Regions from separate parts of the Homo sapiens genome. Here region 1 is linked to region 2. Evidence: chromatin loops called from intact Hi-C (ENCODE). Cell type or tissue: ovary. All regions are shown on one strand.

Region 1 (8,000 bases), 620 kb before region 2:
AACGCTGAGTCTGTGAAAACATCGAGTTCTGGGACCTGGTTGACTGGCTGCGTTCTCTATCGTTGTGAGTCAACACAGTTCCCAGTTTGCGGGCCCTACACCTAGGAAGTCAGTGAGTTGCCCGTCCATTCTGATCCTAAAGAGCACACAAGCTGTTAGCTGCTGCTCGAAATAGCCTTGGTTAGACCATTGCGATCACTACGCTGGTCTTGCTGCCCACTGTGGAAACACACACACCTTTTTTCCTGGAAACGAAATTCTGTTATTTTCTCTACACTAAGGAACCTGGTGTCCGTCCCCACTGAAATCAGCAGCATTTCCTATTAACATACCTGACCAGTGAAGGTCAGCCACAAGAGTTCTCAGAACATATGAATAGTCCTCTTAACAATATCCCAAATGTAATCAAATCCAAGCCACTATCAATTATAGGATGCACTATTATTTTATGAACCACTAAGAAAAAAAGCCAAGCATGGTGGCTTGCACCTGTAATCCCAGCAATTTGGGAGGCTGAGGTAGAAGGATCACTTGAGCACAGGAGTTCGAGACCAGCCTGGGCAACATAGGGAGATCCTGTTTCTACAAAATTTCTCAGGTGTCGTAGTGCACACCTGTGCTCCCAGCTACTTGGGAAGCTGAGGCAGAAGGATCACTTGAGCCCAGGAAGTTGATGCTGCAGTGTATCATGCCACTGCACTACAACCTAGGTGATGGAGCAAGACCCTGTCTCAAAAAAAAAAAAAAAAAGAGAAAAAAAAGCACCACAGTCAAAGCGTGACCCACAATTATTTATAATACATTCTCATTTCAGAGACATGGAAAGATGTGAATCTCAGAAGTCATGAATTATGTTGCTTAAAGCCTTGTAAAGGGAGTGTCATTTGAGTTCTCATGACACACCAGAGCATGAGTGAGCAGGACATACATGATAAACACTCTGTTTCTCCAAGACTTTTTTTTTTCTTCTGAGACACAGTATCTCTCTGTCTCCCAGGTTGGAGTGCAGTGGTGCTATCTCCTGGGTTCAAGCAATTCTCCTGCCTCAGCCTCCTGAGTAGCCAGGATTACAGGCATGCGCCAACACGCCCGGCTAATTTTTGTATTTTTAGTAGAGACGGGGTTTCACCATGTTGGCCAGGCTGGTCTCAAACTCCCGACCTTGTGATCCGCCTGCCTCAGCCTCCCAAATTGCTGGGATTACAGGCGTGAGCCACCGTGCCCAGCCAAGACTTTCATTTCTTCCTATACATTGTTCCAGGGAATTTCTGACAACTCAGCTTTATTTAATGTAGGTTTCCATTGAGTCCAGGTTTCAGTCATCCAACTAAGAAAGCAATGAGAACTACCTGTAGCTGCTTGAGTCAGCATATTGGATCCAAAACCTATGCTATGCATACCCATACTGGGTAATTCAGCCTGATGTAAAATTATCATCATCCTCCTTTTGATACAGCACCCTTATGTTAAATATCCATAAATATTTGCAAGTTTTTTTGTAGATATTTTTAGTGTGTGAGCCTTCTCCTAGGTCAGAGTCTGTGTTTTTCCTCCTGGGACATATTGGAATCTGACTGTTGTTATAGGTATGAAGAAAATAAAGAGCAGTGGGGATCATGATGAGATTTGGCTTTCGGTGCCAATGAGCTGAAGTGAGGTTATTGAGGATCTTACAGGAGAGCAGTGGTAGAGCTTCCTGGCAAGTGAATTCCATTGAAGATGGAGATTTATGGGTAGTCTGATTCATCTACACCCTCTCATGTCACCATTTAATTCTCTAAGTTGGCCAGGCGCGGTGGCTCACGTCTGTAATCCCTGCACTTTGGGAGGCCAAGGTGGGCGGAATATCTGAGGTCAGTAGTTCGAGACCAGCCTGGCTAACATGGTGAAACCCCATTTCTACTAAAAATACAAAAAATTAGTTGGGCATGGTGGCGTGCACTTGTAATCTCAGCTACTTGGGAGGCTGAGGCAGGAGAATTGCTTGAACCTGGGAGGCTGAGGTTGCAGTGAGCCGAGATCGCACCATTGCACTCCAGCTTGGGCGACAGGAGCGAAACTCTGTCTCAAAAAAAAAATTCTCTAGGTCCTATTTTCACATAAGAGACCTGGTGAGCTTATGAATTAAGTTAACACCCTAATTCGGCAACTCACGGAATTAAGCTTTTAAAGTCTTTTAAAGGGCCCTCTCAGCCCTTCAGCTGCAAACAAAGAGACTCCTTGAATGTGTTCTTGGAAAGTCTCTGGTTTTCAGTCTGTGCTTTTATAGGAGGTTTAGGAATTTGAATTTGTTGTTCTCTTTCTTGAAACCAGTAGTTTTTACTGGCAGTGATTTTGTCGCCGTCAGGAGACATTTGGCAATATCTGGAGACATTTTTCATGGTTACAACTGGAAAGGGGCGTGCATGTGTATTACTTGCATCTAATAGACAGAGGCCAGGAATGCTGCTCAGCATTCTGCGTATAATGCATAGGACAACTGCCTATAACAAGAAATATCCAGTTCAAAATGCCAATAGTTTCAGAGTTGACAAATCCTGTTTTAAGCTGTTCACCACTGTAAGAAGCAACCATCCAGGGCTGGGTGCCATGGCTCACACCTGTAATCCCAGCACTTTGGGAGGCCGAGGCTGGAGGATCACTTGAGCCTAGAAGTTTGAGACTAGCCTGGCCATTATAGTGAGATCTCATCTCTACAAATTAGAAAAAAAAATTAGCTGGGTGTGGTGGTGCGTGCTTGTGGTCTCAGCTACTCGGAGGCTGAGGTGGGAGGACTGATTGAGCCTAGGAGGTCAAGGCTGTAGTGAGTCCTGATTGTGCCACTGTACTCCAGCTTGGGCAACAGAGCAAGATCCTGTCTCACAAACAAAACAAAACAAAAAACAATCATCCCACCAATTTCTTAATTCCCTAAATATGCTGATATAGTCCCTTAGCAATCTAGTATCTTGCCAGATGACACTATGATGCCATCAATAGTAAGAAGCACTGTTACTTTATGAACTACTAAGAAGAAAAAATGCCTGTCAAACCCTCACATTGCACTGTTCCCCCCGCCACCCCACTTTTTTTTGGAGACTGTGTCTCACTCTGTCACCCAGGCCGGAGTGCAGTGGCACAATCTTGGCTCACTACACCTCCGCCTCCCAGGTTCAAGCTATTCTCCTGCCTCAGCCTCCTGAGTAGCTAGGATTACAGGTGCCCGCCACCACGCCTGGCTAATTTTTGTATTTTTAGTAGAGATGAAGTTTCACAATGTTGGCCAGGCTGGTCTCAGGTGACCTCAGGTGATCCACCTGCCTTGGCCTCCCAAAGTGCTGGGATTACAGGCATGAGCCACCGCACCCAGCCTGTATTGCTTTTTAAAACACATTTGGTGAGTGTGCCTTTCATACTCTGGCAGCAGCCACTGGGCCACACCAAAGCCACTTCCTGGGCACTTCACTCTAGATTAGAGGTGATAATGTGACTGCTTATCCTTGAGATATCATGGGACACTTGCAAGTATTCCTTAATACTTGCAGAATTTTGACTGCCCTTTGTCCCCAGTAAGGCCTGACAACCAATCCTTGAAGTCTTGCTGCTGGCGGCTACTCCTGATAAACATTTCTGCTTTTCAGTAGCAAAATGTGTGTGTAAAAGATATGGGGATACTGTCCAGTGTATGGAGTAGCTGGGATTGCTGGAGGCCACATGCAGGGCTACTTTGAACCTCACTCAAGCCAGGCTGTAGATTCAGGGAGGCCAGCGCTGCTTACCCATGCCAAGCACTAGGTGGCGCTGCGGCCCAGGATGAGTGCTTGGCCTCACCTCCATGCATGATGTCACCACTCCTGCCTGCAGAGCCCGTCACGGCTGGAATGAGACTGCACGTTCATGGTGGCACTGCCACCTGCTTATGCTCATCCCAGGGGAGGCTGGCAAGGCAAAGAGCTGGCATTTTCATAGGAGCATCAACATAGGAGGCAGATTCTGCTGCCATCAAGTCTCACGGGGTGCGGAACTCCCAAATATAGAGAAATGGTATGGGTGCTGGCTGGCACAGAGTACGGGATGCAGCCATCAGCCCCCTTCCCACCACTCCCTTCTGCTCCAGACAGAAAACTAGGAATCACCTTAGATTCTCTTCTTCCCTCACTTAGGACATCAACAAGCAGTTGATCTCCAAAACAGTCTTGACTCTCTCCACCTTTTGTCTCCAGTGTCAATAGCTTCCTGTGGCCAACGCTGTTCATTCCATCTGGATTACTGTGATTGCCTCCTAACTTCTCTTTCCTCTTCCACACACTCTTCTTTCCAGTCTGCATTCCCCAAAGCAGCAGGAACAGGTTTCTCTGTAAGTCATCCTATAAAACTTCTGTGCTTTAATGCCTTCAGTGGCTTCTTTTTTGCACCAAGAATAAAATCTGGAATCTGCATGTTGGCCTCTGAGGAGTATGATCTTATGTCTCCTTCTTCTGCGTAGGATGTGATTTTTTTTTTTTTTTTTTTTGAGACGGAGTCTTGCTCAGTCGCCCAGGCTGAAGTGCAGTGGTGCCATCTTGGCTCACTGCAACCTCTGCCTCCCGGGTTCAAGCCGTTCTCCTGCCTCAGCCTCCCAAGTAGCTGGGATCACCACGCCCAGTTACTTTACTACCATCACCACGCCCAGCTTATTTATTTTTTATTTTTAGTAGAGATGGGGTTTCTCTATATTGGCCAGACTGGTCTGTAACTCCTGACCTCAAGTGATCTGCCTGCCTCAGCCTCCCAAAGTGCTGGGATTAAAGGCATGAGCCACCACACCCGGCTGAATGTGATTTTTAAGAGGGCCTTTTATTCTCAAAAATGTCTGGTTTGGACGCTCAGTTGCTATCACTGTCATAAGACCCTGCATTTTCTCAGCCCTGAACCTGACCCCTCCTTACCAAACTCCATTCCTGCTTGTCTTCTGTCAGCAGCTTTCCCTACTCGGGGGCTTTGCAGATTCTGTTCCTTCTGCTGGGGACACTTCTCCTCCCATTCTTCACACAGCATTCTCCTTGCTATCCTTCAGGGCTTAGCTTAACCATCATCGCAGAGATGCCTTTCTTTCCCTCATTCGACATGGTCCCTCCCCGCTCGTCTCTGCATCATTTCCTTCCTCACTTCCTCCGTGTAGTAAGCAGATTTGACGGCTGCTCTGTCCAGGTGGTTAGTCTCTGCCTCCCCACCAGAGTGTTAGCTTCTTGAGGGTACGACTCTCTGTGTCGTGTTCACCATTGTGTCTCCATTGCCTGACACAGATCCTATTTCCTCAAGAAATGACAGGTGAAGCCACCATGCTGCATGCAGTCCGGGCACTCGGCCTTTCTTTCTTGGCACAGCTCACCTAGTACTGAAATAGTAATTTGTGTAATTTCAGTTTATCATCAGTTTCTCCTAGATATAACTTCCATGAGAACAGGGCCCATGTCTTTTTTGCTTAAGCTCAGAACAGGGCCAGGGCAGTTCAGGAAGCATTAGTCTGTGGAATTTTCTGTGGGCCACGTGCCTGGGAGCTGGGGAGGAGGAGACAGAGGTGTTCCTGGCAGCTGGTTCTGGGGTAGCATATTGAGAAACTTAAAGGGGATGTGTGTGGGGCTGGACGGGGAGGGCAGGGCATGCATGACAGCCTCCACGTGTGGTGGGCCTCATTGGCCTGGGCTCGCCTTCAGCAGAATTTTGCTTTTCTGACCCTGCTGCACTCCAAGCTGCCCTCTTAGAGGTTTCATGCCAGGCGTGGTGGCTCACGCCTGTAATCCCAGCTCTGAGGGAGGCAGAGGCGGGAGGATAGCTTGAGCCCAGGAGTTCAAGACCTGCCTGGGCAATATAGCAAGACCCCATTCTCCACAAAAAGGAAGAAGAAAAAAAAAAGACAGAAAAAAGAGGTTTCTTGAACCTCCGAAAATTCTGGATTCACCAAAGACCCAGGCCTTTAGCAAGGCAGACAGCAGGGCTGCGAGCAAGGCCTCTGAATCCTGGGGAAGAGCTGGAGAAGCGTGGTGAGGAAGCCTCCCAGCCCTAACTCCATTCTCTGTTATCTTTACAAACAGCAACCCAGACTACTACGGACTCATCTAACAAAACAGCACCGACTCCAGCATCCAGTGTCACCATCATGGCTACAGATACAGCCCAGCAGAGCACAGTCCCCACTTCCAAGGCCAACGAAATCTTGGCCTCGGTCAAGGCGACCACCCTTGGTGTATCCAGTGACTCACCGGGGACTACAACCCTGGCTCAGCAAGTCTCAGGCCCAGTCAACACTACCGTGGCTAGAGGAGGCGGCTCAGGCAACCCTACTACCACCATCGAGAGCCCCAAGAGCACAAAAAGTGCAGACACCACTACAGTTGCAACCTCCACAGCCACAGCTAAACCTAACACCACAAGCAGCCAGAATGGAGCAGAAGATACAACAAACTCTGGGGGGAAAAGCAGCCACAGTGTGACCACAGACCTCACATCCACTAAGGCAGAACATCTGACGACCCCTCACCCTACAAGTCCACTTAGCCCCCGACAACCCACTTCGACGCATCCTGTGGCCACCCCAACAAGCTCGGGACATGACCATCTTATGAAAATTTCAAGCAGTTCAAGCACTGTGGCTATCCCTGGCTACACCTTCACAAGCCCGGGGATGACCACCACCCTACGTAAGTAATGCCTGGTTTTCTTCAAGCACCAAGAAACTTTTCAGGGCCAGGCGTGATGGCTCTGAAAAGGCTCATGCCTTGTAATCCCAGCACTTTGGGAGGCCGAGACAGGTGGATCACCTGAGGTCAGGAGTTCGAGACCAGCCTGGCCAACATGGCGAAACCCTGTCTCTACTAAAAATACAAACATTAGCTGGGTATGGTGGCAGGCGCCTGTAATCCCAGCTACTCAGGAGGCTGAGGCAGGAGAATTGCTTGAACCTGAGAGGGGAATAGTTTCTATTTCATACCTATTTATTTATTTATTTATTTATTTTTGAGATGGAGTCTCGCTCTGTCACCCAGGCTGGAGTGCGGTGGCATGATCTCTGCTCACTGCAACCTCCACCTCCGGGTTCAAGCAATTCTCCTGCCTCAGCCTCCCGAGTAGCTGGGACTACAGGTGTGCACCAGCACACCAGCTAATTTTTTTTTTTTTTTTTTTTTTTTTTTCAAGTAGAGACAGTGTTTCACCATGTCAGCCAGGCTGGTCTTGAACTCCTGACCTCGGGTGATCTGCCCACCTTGGCCTCCCAAAGTGCTGGGATTACAGGTATGAGCCACCATGCCCGGCCGATACCTGTTTACTTACTTACTTACTTATTATTTATAAGAGCTTGTCTTAACCTAGTAAATCAATTTCAAAATCTACCTATGGATCAAGAGCCTTAGGATCATGGCCCATCTCAGACCTGTGGACCCAGAGTTTCTGAGCGCTCCTGGTGATGTTGCTGCATATCAGAGGCATATGGTCTGAAGTCAGCAGGCCACCGCTCCACAGGAGGGTGCCACACAGTAGGAGTGCGGGCTCCGGCTGAGATAATCCTGGCTTCGAATCCCTGCCCTGCCATTGTTGGCACAGGAACTCGGGCAAATCACTGAGCCCCTCGGAGCCTCAGTTTCCTTGTTTATGAAATAGGGATGATGCCGATTCCTTCCCCAGAGGATTGTGAGGATTCAGTAGGAAAGTACCTTTGAGGCACCCAGTCCCTTGCACAAAGTTAAGTGCTCAGTGAACGTTTGCTGCGGCTGCTGTGACTTTGCCGGGTTATTCCACTGGCTTGTCATAGGAGTCCACTTCTTCCGTCTCTGTGGGAGGTAAGACCAAAGAACCTGGGAAAACTATTAGAGCAAGAAAAGATTGTCCTCTTCTCGCAAGGGTGCACTCATCTTTTCTCATTACCCTCGTTTTCCCAATGACAGCGTCATCGGTTATCTCGCAAAGAACTCAACAGACCTCCAGTCAGATGCCAGCCAGCTCTACGGCCCCTTCCTCCCAGGAGACAGTGCAGCCCACGAGCC
Region 2 (8,000 bases):
GGTATTCAGGAGAGACCCGTCCCCAAGAGACTGCCTGCTACTTCCTCTTCCTATGAATGTCACTGTGAGGGGAATAAATAAGGATAGACCAGAAAAGCAAATTGTAAGAAATTTGAAACCAGTTGTCAGTTTTCAGGTGCCCAGGAGCATGACAATATGCCCGAGGGACCGTAACAGGACTTGACATGGAGCTGGGTCTAAAGCAGATGACCTGGTGGCTGCAGCGTGTTCCACACAGGCGAGCACTGTGAGGCCAAAGGACTGGTGTTGAGCAGAATGAAAAAGCACAGTGTTGGTTAATCCTGAAAAGTGAAGCCTGCAAGAAATGAACTTCGACCTTGGAGTGGGGGTGGGACAGGGGCTAGAAGGAAGAGAGGCTCGGAAGTGTGTTGTGTAAACGTGGTTCTGTTTTGTCTAATCTTTTACTACCTGTAGGGACAGGTGGATGCAGTGGAGCTGCTGGCAGGAAAGGTGGAGTTTTTTCAAGGTCACGAGTTAAGCAATAGAGTAGAATATCTTTGCAGCTGCAAGAGGAGGTGCGAGCAGCTTGTTCACAAGGTATATTTTGCAGGAGTTTCCCCTTACAAGATCTTATTTGCTTGAGAGTAGCGTTAAGGATTTCTGTGCCAACAGTTAGCTGGATCTCTGGGGTTGAATCGTTATCACCAATCTATAGTTAAAATAAGCATTAAAAAAAAAAAGGAGTCTACTTTCAAAGTTTTCCCGAAGTGCCAGTCTGAAGCAGCTACCTTTAAAAGCTGTTCTTGAATAATAGGTTGCTATATCCTAGTCTGTAATCTTGGACTAATGTCTGAGGAAGGAAAAAAAAAAAAAGAATATTCTCTCTTTGTCCGATTAAGAAGTGGAGGTAGACAGCGATTCGACATGTTGTATGGGCGAGGCTGTGCTGAGCTTGCGTCTGGGACAATGACCAGACAGATGAAAGGAGAAGTGAGAGATATTTTTAGCACATCAGGACTGCTTTGAAACATTGATTTTTTTTCCATCTCCTCCCACCCCCCATAATTCCAGCAGGAAGATTCAGTGGCAGGCACTTTAATTCAGTGTAAAAACATCTTCTATATTACACACTAAAATATTCATGAGGAAAGGGAGTTGCTGATTTTAAGGCGTAGCTTTAAAACCCACGTCTGTCGGCTTGATGGTCAGTGTCCCGCCACACAGTCTGGAAGTGTGACGTGGCCAAGGAGGACCCCCAGAAGGATCCTGTGTCTTCCGTGGGGACTACTCCTTTCCTCAGAGGAGCGGGTTCACAGGAAACTGGAGCAGAAGGATGCCTTTAGCCCCACTCCTGTTGGTCCTCAGTCCCTTCTCCTTTGATCAGGTGGTTCAAGCACGCCTTGAAGTTCCGGTGTTCAAACAACGTGACCTCTGCAATTACGTTCTAATACTTGTCGGTGCCCAACTTAAACCACTAGCAATGTTAGTTAAAAACATCAGGGAGGCCGGGCGCGTGGCTCATGCCTGTAGTCCCAGCACTTTGGGAGGCCTAGGCGGGCAGATCACTTGAGGTCAAGAGTTCGAGACCAGCCTGGCCAACATGGTGAAACTCTGTCTCTACTGAAAATACAAAAAAAGTTAGCCAGGTGTGGTGGCGGGTGCCTGTAATCCCAGCTACTTGGGAGGCTGAGGCTGAGGCAGGAGAATCACTTGAACCCGGGAGGCAGAGGTTGCAGTGAGCTGAGATCGCGCCACTGCAGTCTAGCCTGGGTGACAGAGACAAAACACAAAACAAAACAAAACACCTCAGGAGGCTGTAAATCAAGCACAACTGAAGCAAAGATAAAAACGGGCAGTCTCAGAATCACCTTTGAAGGTGGAAGGAAGGGCGTTTGTGTGTGACAAGAAGAGTGTACGTTCATACAAGGGTTTTTACTCCTCCTCTGAAAAGTCCTGCTTGGTGGCTGGCCAGTTTGTCATGCTTGGCTGCCCAAGCAAGTGGTGGCAGTCGGAGCACAGGAGAAAGCCGCAGGGGGTGAGGAAGAAGTGCTGGAGAGGGCGCTCCACCTTTCGGCTGCCCTGACCTGTCTCCAGCCCCAGGGCATGTGGTTCTGGGCCGGGCACTGGCCCCCTCTCTGTGGACTGTACCAGGCAGCGGGTAGTGCACAAGCTCTGAGGTCAGGCCACCTGGGCCTAAACTCCAGCTCTGCTCCTTGCTAGCAGTGTGACTCTGGGCACGTTCAAGTTACTTCATGCTTTGTGCCTCAGTTTCCTCATCTGTGAAATGGGGATGGTAACAGGACCCTCATCCCAGGACTGCTGTGTGGATTGAAGTGCCTGCAACGGGATTTGTCTTTTCTGGGATCGCGGTGGATGCTCTATTCCAGGTGAGGGAGTCTCTTGCTTTCTCCTACCTCTTGCAGCCGCTTTGCCTCTGAGTGGCAAATAGCAAGTGGCTGAAAATCACAATGAGCCCGTCAGAGAATGGGGATGGGCCACAAGGCCACAGTCGGATGGGTTCTCCATGCCCTCGACTATGCAGCGGGGTCAGGGCATCCCTTCCTCCTGGGGTGCCCACACCATTCCCTTGGAAGTTTAGACAGCAGCCCTTGCCTCGCCAGACGCAGCAACCCCTCCCAGCTACACGTGGAATCTGTGGCCCAGCCTCCCTCAGATGACCCGCATTGCCTGACAGAGACCAGGGGCCCTGAGGGGTGGCTGTCGCTGGCCTGGGACAGGGTCCCTGCAGGTTTTCAGGGTCCTCAGCAGCATTCGCCAGCGTCGGGTCAGACTGAGTCATGGGGCCCGAGCTCTCCACGAGTTGGTTCTCCAGTTGGTTCTCGTTGGGGGTAATGCCCTTCATCGAACCGCTTCATCCCCAGCCTGTATTGTCTCCGTCTCTTCGCAGTTGTCAGAGGGCTCGGCCGCCACCCTGAAACAGCCCAGAGCTCTCTGAAGAGCACGAGCTTTTACGCTTCTCTCCCCAAATCAACTGACTTTTTCATTGCTTCTGTGGAGGCTTTCTGTGGGAGAAAAGCGTGTTTATGGGGCAAGCTCAGAGAGCTCCTGTCCCCGTGGTGGAATTTTTTTAGTGGCTCTGCCCACGTGGTGGTGAGCGCCGGTGAGGATGGGACGCATTTTCTGCTAAAATGGCTGTGCGAGGCTGCCACCTCGTGGCCAGCACAAGGCAGTGAGTGTGTCCCTTGCTGGAGCTTCTGGGTGAAATAAACTCATTTTAAAGGTCTTCAGCAAGGACCTCACTCCCTCACTCTCTCAGTGTGCATATCATTCCAGCTCCAGGGCTTAATGCGTCTGTTGTGGCATCTCTCAAATCTGTACTTTGCTATCTCTTTGACTACAGAGTCACTACCTTCCGATAAGCCCTTCTGCTGTCTCCAGACCGATCCTTCTAAAGCGTAGATGTCATTGTCTTTCTCTCATTAAAGCTCTTTCATGGCTCCTCATTTTCCAGGTTCCAGCTCATGTCTCAGGAGGCCGCTAAGCCCACTCCTCTGCCCCAGCCTGTGTCTGCGCACGTCTCTTCTCCCTTCCTCCTGGTTTCCTCTGGCTGATACCTGCTCACCTGAAAGTCATCTCAGGTGCCACCTCCTCCAGGGATTCCTCGCATTAGATTAGCTTCCTTCTTCCCCATTCCTAGCTGACTTCCTTCATTATGCCTCAGATCCTTTTTTTGGAAGAAAAAGAAAGAAATGGAAGACAGACTGGCCAGCAGGGGGAGAGAGAGGGAGGGAGGGCATATCAGAGAATTCAATATGCTGCGTTTTAACCAGATACTTTTCTTCCTCTCCCACAAGGCATCAGAGTAGAGACTGCCTTTCATCTCTCTCCCCCTTGTGTAATAGCACAGTGTCTGGCAGATAACTGTTGCTTGCTAATTATTAGAAGGAAGAAAGGGAGGGAGAATAAAAGCCAGCATCACCATGTGATCTTCCTAAGTGCGACAGATGTGAGAAAAGAACTACCTTAAGCTCCAGGGGCCCTAGAGGAACGGCGCTGCGTGCTAGTGCAGATGGTAGCAAACGCTCTCACCTGGCTTGGCAACACTTCTTCACCTCTTCTTTCTACCACCACAGCGACTGTCTCCCTCCAGCCCATCCTACTGCCAAATTCATCTTCTATTAAGCATAGCTTCAATCACATCATTTCTTTATCAAAACACTTCTACAGAGGAGTTCCAAATGCTTTAGCCGGGCCGTCCAGGGCCTCCACAGGATGACCCCAGCCCATCTAGTTTTCTACCACTCTTTATGTGTTTCCTAAGTACCATTCATTATTTTAGGACTTGGTATTTGCTGATGAATTTACTTACTTACTTGAGAGTGTGGCAAAAGCACATCCTAAACTTTCAGTTAAAAGGAGTTTGATTGATTGACCTGCTCTGAGTTTAAGGCACGTGCTGGTCACTGTGGGAGCCATTAAAGAAGGTATTGTTCTGTGGCCGCCAGGAACAGATAGCCCAGCTGGGGACAAGACAAAAAAGCAGGGGGCATTAAGGAACAGACAGCAGAAAGGAACATGTCACAAGTGCACAATTAATCGCCAAATATATGGCTCAAGAAGGGGTGGTGATCAAACCAGATAATGTCTGTGAAAGTGCCTCTCTCCTGTCAAACTCCCAATTCCGAGCAGTCCTACAGTCGGCCCCTTCCACAGGGCGTAGCCCTGTCATTCCACCTCAAACGTCGTACACACTCGGCCTGTCCTACAAAGCCCTTCGTGATAAGGCCTGCTTCTCCTTCCCACCTTGTGGGACCCCCGACCCTGGAACCCCGAGCTGCAGAGCTGGAGAGAATGCACTCTGTTGTTTGGTATACGTGTTCCTTGAAACATTCACTCCTCCCCATTTTCCTTCGGTGTTTAACCTGTTCTTCCTTTAAAATTCGGCTTTTCCTTTAAAATCCAGCCTGGAGCTCCCCAATGAAGACTTCTGTGGCGCTGCAGGCAAAACTCACCACCTGCAGAGTCTCTGCTCTCCCTTGTCAAATACGCGTTTGTGACATACATTGGAAGGCATCGGGCACATTTCTGTCATCTGTGTGACTGTGGACCTCTGCCGCAGGGGTCATGTCCTTTCCCTTTACAGTGCTTGATGAGGTACACGTCTTGTCAATGTTTGTCACGGACTGAAACTTAACACATTAGAGAGGACAGCAAAGTCAGTTGACTCTAAATTGTTAAGGCACAAGCTCTGTGAGTTCAGAAGAGACATGTGCCAGAATCGGTCCAGGGAGGTTCTTAGAACCTACCAGTTCTAAGTAGGAGTTCTTAGAACCTACCAGTTCTAAGTAGGAATTCTTAGAACTGGAAGGTCAAAGCTTTGTACATGTGAAATAGATCAAACAATAAAAAGAATTCCATGTAGAATAGCTCAGTGTCTGTGGCTCCTAATGGCTCCCCCATTCTCTGCACCAGCCAGCGGGAGGAGAAAGCCTGCAGAGTGGGGGCAGCGGAGACAGAACATCTTAACCCCAGCAGAGGCTTTATCTAAGGAAGTAGAGCGAATGCCCTGAAGGTGGGTTGGACTTAGGTGGTGGAAAGGTTTCAAATGCACTCTGTTATCTTGCAGGTAGTGGCTGCCATTTATTACTTTAGAAAACCATGGCGACTTCATCAAAGTGGTGTTTTAGAAAGATGATCCAGGGCCGTCTTTTCCCTTTGAGAGTGGGAGGTGCCCTGTGGCCCTACCTTCATTTTCTGTGATGGTATTCCCAGTGGTTTCCTCCCTGTGGCTTTGCGGCTTAGTGGTGAACCAAGAGGCTTAGGATGCAGGTGCAAAGCCCCTCTACTCTTTAATGCCTCACTTCAAGGTGCAGGATCTTTCCCTCTGTAAACAAAGGCTTTCCTTCTGGCACTGCCCTTGACCTGCTCAGAGCTGTTCTCTGATCCTTTGGGTCTCTCTGCCCTCGTGACTGGCAGTGACCTGCTAGGCAGCAACCCCCACGCAGCAGGTGGTCCTCCAGAGCTGAGTCACCACCCCGGGAACCGTGCCCTGGTGAGGCCATCCAAGGTAGACCGGCACAGGGCGGGTGTGAGTGGCCTCTCCACCTGGCCCCTCGGTCTGGGAGGGCTCTTTCAGCTTGACAGAGAGAGCAAAGGAAACTCGGATTTTTGGCAAAGCAGAAAAACATTTTACCTGTGATCACAGTTATGGGCCTTGGTCAGTCATTTGATTTCAGCACACCCAAATTGTCCATTTACAGATACCTTGAGACATGGAAAGGGAGGAAATTTTTTAATGATGTTTTAAGATTCTGTTTGACCTCATGAATTAAGAGCGGTGAGAAGTAATAGAACACGGAGAGATACCTAAGCCATTGATTGATATTGTAGGCAATAAACAAGTGAGATTCAGATTATTTTTAAAAATTTTTTTCATGGGCACTGATGGATGTTTAAAAAATTATGACGTGTTCTGTTCATGACGCGTTCTGTTCATTTCCAGAGAAGAGAAAAATGTGGTTGCTTTTGAAAGGAGGTTTTTTGTTTTGTTTTGTTTTGTTTTTAAACGTCTAGCTTATTCATTACACCAGCGAATAGCAATGACCTCAGTCTAAAAAGCAAGTTAACCATCATCTCTCTCCTTGCCTGGGAAAAGAAGCCTTTATCTAAGTAGCCAAAAGATGGGCAAGGCTGACCACCCAGTCATTTCGGCTGATCAGGATTTTCCAAAAAACAAAAAGCTCTCTGTTTTCACAACTGAGTGACAACTCTTAGGAAATACTACCAGCTTACTCAGTTTGAGTAAGGCCATGGAGAAGTCTGGTGACAGTCAGTTGCCTGGATGCACATGTTACACATGGCTAACGATGCTGTCACCACTGGGAGCTTTCAGAATTGGAGAAAATAACACCGTGTCTCTTGCTTTCTGAACATGGAATTTTTAACTTTTTTTTTTTTTTTTTCTGGAGACAGAGTCTCGCTCTGGCGCCCAGGCTGGAGTGCAGTGGCATGATCTCAGCTCACTACAACCTCCACCTCCCGGGTTCAAACAATTCTCCTGCCTCAGCCTCCCAAGTAGCTGGGATTACAGGTGCCCACCACCACGCCTGGCTAATTTCTGTATTTTTAGTAGAGATGGGGTTTTGCCATGTTGGCCAAGCCGGTGTTGAACCCCTGGCCTCAGGTGATCCACCCACCTCAGCCTCCCAAAGTGCTGGGATTACAGGCATGAGCCACCCCATGCCCAGCTGGAATTTTTTAACTTAAAAAAAAAAAGTTTCAGTGTTTGTCCTTACCCATTATGTGCCCAGTTAGTTCTATACCAGTGAAAGTTCCCCCCAAAAGAAAAAGAAAAAGAAAAAAAAGACTGTCATTTTCTTGAGCAGCTTTCTTGAGCTCTGTGTGTGTATGCCTATGTCTGGGGCATACACAAGGACTCTGGCAGGCCCACTAAACTCTACCACGTAGTTGCCAGATATGCTGTAAACTGTCACCTGGAAGTTGGGATTTACTCTTTTATTTTTCTGTTTATTTTGCATGAGTACTGTATGTATAAAAAAGTAGCCACATATGGATGGTCAAAGGGTTTCCTAGAAATATGGATAGTCAGAGGGCTTCCTAGAAATATGGATGGTCAAAGGTATCCTAGTTTTTCAGGTAAACTCCACTAGAAACCAGAACCATATCCCAATTCCATAGCCTTTATTATTTCAGATCAATAGAAGCAGAATCAAAATGCATTTGGAGCTTAGAGGTCAATTGATTTGGAAACCACTCCGGTGCAAAGAATCTCTAGATTCATTGATTTTGGAGTATTGTTTAGGGGAAAAGGACTTTAAAGGCTGGGCGGGGAAGCTTTATTCCTTTTTTTTTTTTTTTTTTTTTTTTTTTTTTCAGAAGACATTTATGAGTTTATTGATTTGGCACATTTCCAGAGGACAATTCAGTGACATATACCAACATGTACAACAGATTCATCTTTTGACCCAACTTTTTCACTCTTTTTTTTTTTATTTTTTTTTATTTAATGTTTTTTTTTTATTATACTCTAAGTTTTAGGGTACATGTGCACATTGTGC

What was found. A loop is a pair of places that touch in the nucleus more often than their neighbours do. Peaks named below come from ENCODE experiments on the same cell type or tissue, not always from the same donor. Only the 100,000 strongest peaks of a DNase experiment are listed, where the experiment ranks them.
Region 1: a loop joins it to region 2, with 2.7 times the contacts of the local background. A loop is called at or near these places in 9 of 110 quality-filtered maps.

The regions. Positions count from the first base shown.
Region 1 is chr7:131,509,487-131,517,486 of GRCh38, reverse strand. It overlaps PODXL (podocalyxin like), which reads left to right. Exons shown (of 9, transcript NM_001018111.3): 2 at 6,054-6,659; 3 at 7,156-7,251; 4 at 7,902-8,000. Among named protein-coding and RNA genes, the nearest start is that of PODXL, 43 kb to the left of the region's middle. RefSeq lists an enhancer at 3,354-4,213. In ovary, a CTCF peak has its summit at 3,772 (motif pointing right); a DNase peak (open chromatin) is centred at 3,776.
Region 2 is chr7:130,892,271-130,900,270 of GRCh38, reverse strand. The region is part of intron 6 of LINC-PINT (long intergenic non-protein coding RNA, p53 induced transcript); the gene reads left to right. Among named protein-coding and RNA genes, the nearest start is that of LINC00513, 17 kb to the left of the region's middle. RefSeq lists a silencer at 38-241 and an enhancer at 187-481. In ovary, CTCF peaks have their summits at 3,125 (motif pointing left) and 3,743 (motif pointing right); DNase peaks (open chromatin) are centred at 3,100, 5,970 and 6,756; H3K27ac peaks cover 4,556 bases.